Linked DNA regions of Mus musculus: regions 2 and 3 are each linked to region 1. The links are chromatin loops, found by intact Hi-C in ENCODE. Cell type or tissue: left cerebral cortex. All regions are shown on one strand.

What was found. Peaks named below come from ENCODE experiments on the same cell type or tissue, not always from the same donor. Only the 100,000 strongest peaks of a DNase experiment are listed, where the experiment ranks them.
Region 2: it touches region 1 in a loop (2.1-fold over the local background); 11 of 42 quality-filtered maps call a loop at or near these places.
Region 3: it touches region 1 in a loop (5-fold over the local background); 7 of 42 quality-filtered maps call a loop at or near these places.

Annotation. Positions count from the first base shown.
Region 1 is chr13:103,920,039-103,922,538 of GRCm38, reverse strand. It overlaps Erbin (Erbb2 interacting protein), which reads left to right and starts at 1,953. Exons shown (of 26, transcript NM_001289473.1): 1 at 1,953-2,293. D130037M23Rik reads right to left here. Exons shown (of 1, transcript XM_006517803.4): 1 at 1-2,500. The coding sequence ends at 717. In left cerebral cortex, a CTCF peak has its summit at 1,444; DNase peaks (open chromatin) are centred at 777, 1,450 and 2,070; H3K4me3 peaks cover 2,010 bases; H3K27ac peaks cover 1,649 bases.
Region 2 is chr13:104,023,911-104,026,410 of GRCm38, reverse strand. Nln (neurolysin (metallopeptidase M3 family)) reads left to right here. Exons shown (of 13, transcript NM_029447.2): 13 at 1,331-2,500. The coding sequence ends at 1,465. Among named protein-coding and RNA genes, the nearest start is that of Gm30967, 13 kb to the left of the region's middle. In left cerebral cortex, no CTCF peak of the experiment used is centred here; DNase peaks (open chromatin) are centred at 641 and 963; H3K27ac peaks cover 1,576 bases.
Region 3 is chr13:103,772,103-103,774,602 of GRCm38, reverse strand. It overlaps Srek1 (splicing regulatory glutamine/lysine-rich protein 1), which reads left to right. Exons shown (of 12, transcript NM_001361085.1): 1 at 1-304. The coding sequence starts at 144. Among named protein-coding and RNA genes, the nearest start is that of Srek1, 1.3 kb to the left of the region's middle. In left cerebral cortex, a CTCF peak has its summit at 1,466; DNase peaks (open chromatin) are centred at 51 and 350; H3K4me3 peaks cover 2,325 bases; H3K27ac peaks cover 1,241 bases.

The DNA.
Region 1 (2,500 bases):
TAAAACAAAACGTTCTCATGTCCGTTGAAACAGTCTGTACAAATACACCGTTTTTAAAATATACAATGGCTAAGATCCCTATTAGTATAAAATAGATTCCCAAGATGAAATGACCAGTTCTGCCATTCCCGGGGCTGTCATCGAATGTTTTTCAGAGACCGCTCTGAAACCCTGGTACCACTGTCCTCTACGGGCTAAGAATCTAACGCTCGTGTTAGTTAATTCTAGCAGTTTTGGGTGTAGTTAAAATGCTTCCACTTCAATTCAAAATGATTTGAATATCTTTGGAATTATTCCAAGTATTTGTCTCTGGCGTAGAACTCAACTTTAGTAAATAATTCTTTGGTGGACTTCGTGAACTCTTTCCCTTGGATGCAAGCCAAAACTCATCTGTAAGGCATATAGCTTTTTATTCAAAGTTGGTGATGAATAATTATCTCTGGGCTACAGACGGAAGAACTGAACCAGTGGCTTGAAGGACCCAGAGGCTAATTACCATCCCTGTGCATAGTTAATACAGCAGAGTGGGGGTGGACGATGGTTTGCCCAGAATCTATTCCATTCCCTCGGGTAAAACAAGGATGTTCTGTCTGCTAACATACTTAAAGCAGTAACTGTAAAAACGGCAATGTTATGGTTGAAGCTTTCTAAGCCATATGTGTTGACAGAATGCTTAAGTCTCTCTCTGCAATAAACGCAAACCCTGCCAGGCAGAACTACCAGGGCCAGCGCGACTGACTGAACGACTGCACGCCCGAAAGCGTAGGGGCTGGAAGGCTTCGCGGCGCTCGGAGTGCATCCAATGTTTCCTCTAACAAAGGCACCGTCTTGAGGCAATTTCGCGGGCCACGCTCCCCGCCTCCCAGCACCAGCTTTGTCTCCTCGGAGGGGCCCCCGGCCGCGTCGCCGCTTGCAGCAAGCTCGGAGGCCGGCCCGGCGTGGGAAGAAGCTGCACGGAGCAGCGGCGGTGGTTTCCTGCAACCTGAGCGTGCCATTAGAGGCGTCGGAGTGCTGCAGCTGAAAGAGATACCTGCTGCCTGGAAATCGGGGCTGCACTCGAACAACCTCTTTGCACCAATTACGGTCGTACAAAGAAACTCGATCGGCCCGGGCGGCGGAGGCCTCGCGGGGTCGTGGGGGGCGGAGGGGAGCCCGGCGGCCCGGGCCTCGGGAGGGTGGGTGGCGGGCCTCCCGCCGCGCGCCTCCCCGCCGGCCCGCGGCCCCCGGCCCGCGCCCCCCGCCGCCGACGTCGACCGCGTAGACCCCGTGCGCGCTGACTGGCTCGCGCCGGCCTTCGCCTGGCTGTGGGCGGTTGGGGCGCCCCCGCGGGAGCCCGCCCCGCCCCCGTCGCCGCCGCCGCCGCCGCGCGCAGCCTCGGCCCCCTTAGCCGCCGGGGCGGTGGCGCTGTTGCCGCCGAGGCCTGTGAAGCAGAAACTCCCTCCACCCCGGCCCGGCCCGGGTCCGCCTCCTCCTTTCTCTCCTCCGCCTCGCCTCCCCTCTCCGTCTCCCGCTCGAGAGTGAAGGTGGCGCGGCGGCGCGCGACGCAGCCTGGGCCCCCGGCGCGGGCCCGCGAGCTCCCGAGGAGACCGCGCCGCCGCGGCCGCGACCGCAGGGAAAGAGGACGGAGGAGAGCGCAGGGACGGCGGCGGGAAGCCCGGAGGGTTCGAGCGCGAGTGGCAGAGACAGGGCCGGCCGGTCGGACCGCCCGACGGACGGTCGCCTTCCAGCCTGCGCGGCCGGTCGGCTCCGGCTCGGAGCGGCGGGGGCCGGGCGGGCGCAGGGCGCGGCCGGCGCACTCGAGACAATACCCGCGCGGCGCGGCTGTGGGGGCGGAGGCCTAGTGCGGCCCAGGCCGGCCGAGCTCCGCGTCCTCGCCCCCCGTGGGCCGCGCGAGGTTCCGCGGCTCGGGGCGGGCGCCGTCCCCTCCCCCTCGGCGGCGCGGCGCGCCACCCCGGGGTTCCGGGTTCCCGGGCCCCGAGCTGGAGCCTGCTTTTCACCCAGGCAGGAAGTGAGTTTCGCACGGCAATTCCGGGCGGTGTCACGAGTGAAAAGTTTTTTCCTTCGGCGGAGAAGCGAGCCGGGGCTGGGAAACTCCTGACACAAGTCGCGAGCAGGAAGCCAGCCCGCACCCCAGCCCCCACCGGAGCAGCCGCACTGCTGCGGCCGGCCGGGCGGCAGCTCCACATCCGCCTCGTCCTCACGGGAGCCTCGGCGGGGCCCGGAGCCACTGAGGAAGGGCAGGGAACCATGTCAAGCCGAGCCTCGGGACGGCTGCCCTGAGACACCCTGAGAGGTAATTTCTTTTCTTTCTTTTTTTTTCTTTCTTTTACGGGAAGCGTCGAGCCAAGTTCGTGGGCCGGAAGCGACGGTACTTTAGTCCACCTCGCTCTGCCCGACTCGTCTCCCTTCTTTCTCCCGTGCCTTGGCATTTTAGCCGCCGAATAGTAGAACTGATTTCTCCCCCTCGCCCCGTCTACCGTCTGGATTCCTTTCTTTTTAA
Region 2 (2,500 bases), 100 kb before region 1:
AGAATTCAGATTATTAAATGTGAGCTTGCATCAGGGGTGAGCAGCTCACACTGGACTGCATGCAGCTGAGAATAGCTATGAATATGACAGCTTATAACAGAATCACCAACGTACCTAAAATGTTTTAAGATTTTTTGTGTGTGTGTTTTGTTTTGCAATTTTTTCCAGTTAATACCATTGCCTGGTACTTGGGTATAAACGTTCTAACTTTTGATTACATCTGTCTCAGCATCAAAAGAGTGGATGAATCAGCTAGATGATTTGTAAGTTTTAAGTGATTCCTGCCCATGCACAAAGACAACCCCAAAGTTTTATTTCATGGCTCTCGTAGGGTATTAGCTAGGTTTGCTGCTGTCCAACTTAGTGCATTTCACTCGTGCTTTATTTTACATAGTAGCTAAGTCTCTGATGGTCCAACAACAGCAGCTTGCTTTCAGTCCAAACTGAAACTACTTTAATCTCTGGCGATTCTCTAGCTCTTCCTGTACCCCAAAGGATTATCATTCCTATTGGTCAGATCACGTAATAAATATAAACGTGAGCAATATCCGTTTATTTTATATGCACATCTAGAATTAGGACTCCTTACCAGAGCAGTGGAAGGATCTGAGCTGTGCTTATGTGACGCTGAGCAGCAGCTGTTCTCTTTCAACATGTCTGCTCGGATGTTCATGTGAATAAAAACAGAGGAACTGTGGTTTGTTTTCAAATTCCAGACTTCCATCTCTCAAAACTTCTGTCCTTCCACTCCTGACCCCTCAGAATCACTTGTCACTTAGCCATCCACAAGAATGCTGCTTAGGTTTCTTTGTGGGGGGTTGTTTTGTTTTTTCGTGAGCCCCTTATAAAAATACCTGAAGGCATTTGACAGTAGCCGAGTTCCTGCTCCGAAGCACATGCAGCCCCATAGCCTTGGGAACACTTGCTCTGCTAGCCCTTCTGAATCACACTGGAACTGGGCTAACTGGCAGTAGCAAATTGTGTTCTGTTTGGCTGATTGGTGTCCCTGCCTGCCTTCATTGTCAGCTCACAGCTGAGAATCTAAGGACAGGAGACAATAATTAATATTCCACAGGGAATTCAGGCCTGAGGCTAAAGCTCCAAATCTCTTAACTACAGGAAGGAAGGAAGGAAGGAAGGAAGGAAGGAAGGAAGGAAGGAAGGAAGGAAGGAAGGAAGGAGCGAGCGAGCTGCTGCGTGAGCAGAACTGTCTAGACTCGAGTAGAGCTGAAGCCCCTTTCCTCGCCCTCACCTCTCTCTCCCTTGTGTCTGGGGATCTGGAGGATTGCTGGGCCCGTGAGTTATTAGGCATGATGTTTTCTTTTATTAGGTTGGAATGAAATACAGAAACCTAATCCTGAAGCCTGGGGGGTCCCTGGACGGCATGGACATGCTCCAGAATTTCTTGCAACGTGAGCCAAACCAGAAAGCATTCCTGATGAGTCGAGGCCTGAATGCTTCGTAAAGCAGGGACGCTGGGGGCTGTCCGTGGCTGGAGGACAAGCCAACACCGTCCGCCATGTGGTGCCGGCCTGGAGACTGAAGGCAGTTTTACAAAGGAAAACTTAGATTTCTATTCATTTGCTTTTGTTTCTTCATTTTAAAAATTATACAGATGTAAATGGAATTATAAATACTGTGACCTAAGAAAAGACCCACTAAAAATAATTGTACTATAAAGTTTCATAAAAACAGATTTGATTTCTTTTGATAAAAGTTTCATATGACTGTAATTTGATTTTTTTACTGTTATAATCCAGATAATATAATGTAAGAGGGCTAAGACATTTTAAATTGAATCACATACATGATATAATTTGATCTTTCTTATATCTTGAAGTTTTATACTTGAGATTCCTGGACTGATAAGTGAATCAGCATGTTCTCTCTGGTAAATATTTTCTCAGAGCCCTGTGTCAACCTTGACCCTCTGCCTCACAACTAAGTGACAGTTTGCCTGTGTGTGTCAAGGCCCGCAGGATACACTTCAATGCTGTTTGTCTTTTGTAGTGAGCTTTGTGATTCTCGGCTTCTGTCACACTTACTTACATAGCTCCACTTAGATTTGGGGTTCTTTCCCTTCTAAAATTTAATTTCTAAAGTTAATATTATTATTTAGATAATATTTTTAAATTTTGTTTCAACTGGCCTAGTATATAAGTTTTGTGTCTTGCACTAGAAGCTCAAATGTCAAGTCTTCGGTTGCAGTCACAGTGAGAGAAGCAGAGAACTTAGGCATCTTTTGGGTTCTCGACTTTTAGTATTTGCTATGTATTTGTTTCTGCTTGTTTTGCTTATATATATATATTTTTTTTATTTTGTTTGCTTGAGGCACCATCTCACCATGGAGCCAGATTCGCCTGGAACTCATGGTAATTCCCCTGCTTCGGCCTCCCAAGCCTTAGGGGCGCAGGTGTGAGCTGCCTCACTCAGCTCAGTTCTCACGTTTCTAATAAGACTCTGACCTTGCCTCCCTGAAAGTGGTAGGTCGGCCCTGTAG
Region 3 (2,500 bases), 150 kb after region 1:
CGCGATGGGCGGCTAGACGTGCCCGGGCGCGGAGGATTAGCTCTCGGGAGCGCGCTCGCGGCCGCGCGCCTCTGCTTCCCAGGCTCCGTCGCTGACGCGTCGTGGACGTTGGGGAGCGGGAAGGCAGCAGCAGCGAGGCCGGGATGAACAGCGGCGGCGGCTTCGGCTTGGGCTTAGGCTTCGGCCTCTTCCCTACGACGGTGATTCAGGTGACGAACCTCTCGTCGGCGGTGACCAGCGAGCAGATGAGGACGCTCTTTTCCTTCCTAGGAGAAATCGAGGAGCTACGGCTCTACCCCCCAGAGTGAGTGCTGGAGCCCGGCGGGGGGAGGGGCGCGCCGCCATCCAGACCTCGGGCGCCGAGGGAGGCACGGGGCGAGCGCGGGCGTCACGTGACGGCGCGCTTCCCTAGGCGGCCATGTTTGATGAGGGCACCCGGCCGGCCGCGGGGCCTCTCCGCGGTGAGGTTTTGTTAATTGAGCTCCACGCGGGGTTCCTGCAGAGGACTTAGGGGTGCCTTCCTCTCTCGAGCCTCCGGGACTGTGGTTGATGCCCGGCCTTCGAGTTGGGTGCCCCGGGCCTTTGGTTTCCCCCGAACTTAAGATGGCCGCAGGTGGGCCGGCGACAGTCCTCATGGCAAATGCCTATAACGTTTCTTTTTTTTTTTTTTTTTTTTGCACTGGGAGAATCGTGGAGAACGCCAGCAACGCCAACGCCCGGACCTCTAGGTCTTAATGTCAGGCTGCTAGCGCTGCTGAGGGAGCGAGCGGATGACAACATGGAATCGGGGCTGTTTTTGTTCTCCGGGGTGATCTTAGACATTTACCATCGTTTTGGTTTTTCTAACCGAGCCCATATTCACGATCTTAAAGATCACGTCAATCTCTCCTTTTGGCAACAGCCTGAATTTTCCTTCTCCAAGAAGGTCACGCTGGCTCAGACGTTTCAAAAAGTATAAATCGGTGCAGAATTATCACTACTGTGTACATGTGTTTAAAATCCAGCGCTCGCTTCTTAGGCAGTGTACTTGAAGTGGTAAATTTCCCTTATGCAGTATTCACTAATCGGATAACTTGTAATGGTTTTACCGTTCGTAACATTCTCACACTCATAAACTTTAAGAAAATACTAAGGGCCACGGTATTTTGTTCTTTATGCTAAAATTATTTGAAGGAAAAGTTGTCCACGATTTTTTTGGGAAAAGATTTTGGCTTATTTCATAGTCATGCACACAGAACAATATATCTCTCTACTCTCTGTAAGTAGCAGAATGGCTACAAATTGATTTCTTACGGATGTGACTATTTAATGTTATGCATTCAAAAAAGTTGAAATAAAACAGTGACTGCCTATCAGTATTCTTTTCACTTGGTGCAGGTGATTATTAAATTTTCATTTATTCTAGCTGGGCGCGTTGCCAGGCGCCTTAATCCCAGCACTCTAGAAGGCAGAGCCAGGGATCTCTTGAGTTCAAGCCCACCCTGGTGGCCAGTGCTTTCTGGGTGAGAGAAACTGTCTCAAAAAACAAAACAAAAGATAAGAAAAGAGGAAGATATTCAATGTTTTAATAGTGCTCCCCTCCCCCTTTTATCTTGTATGTGTTCGGAGAATACCATGATACTTGGTTATCTCCAGTCTAGAAAAGGCCCCTTCCTCACTTAAGAATCTAATGATGTTGACATTTTGTGATGCAGGTTAGAAGAATGACAGATAGTCTGAGATTCAAGCACAATATGTTTTCGACAAGAATCCTGCATAAGTGCATGAACATAAGGTCTGCTGTAACCATGGCACTAACATTTGTAGTATCTCTTAACATTTAAAGATGCTTTCAGCCATCAGCTTACGTTCTCGGGTTCGTAGGAGGGAGGGCTGTATCAAGCCAGTCAGTAAAATGTTCTGCCCATGAACTCTTGTAAATTAACTTTGGGGCATTAGAGGGTCTGAAGAAATATATTAGAGAATGTTCTTCACTCCCAATGGAATGCCGTTTGAATGAGGGTAACACACTGCCGGGTATTAACTGGCATTTGGGAAGGTGCATCTTAAAGAGCCTCCCTTGTCTTCTTCAGGGATGGTCTTGAATAAACCCAATTTCCTCCCTGCATGAAAAAAAAATTATTATTTGGGGTTTAAGGATCAAAGGGGTTAAAAAGCTCTGTTGTTTAAAATAGTATGTCACAATTATTCCTTTGGCAATAATTGTTGCCAGACAAAAACTCAACTCTTCCCTAGTTTTCCTAAGTTTAGGAGTAGAGCCTCACTCTGATTTTGTAGTGATAAACTTTATTAGCAGGTTTTCCTCTCCGTAGTGCAGTTATGCTAGCTGGTCCTTAAAGATATACTTGTAGTTTGGGGCTGAAGTATATATAAAAATTCAGTCAGTAGTACTTTTGTCAAAGATAATGATAGTTGTTTTAATTATCATATAAACATTGCTTTGTGATTACTTTTTAGAAGTCGAACAGTTGTTTGATTTAAAATTAGAGATACATTTCTT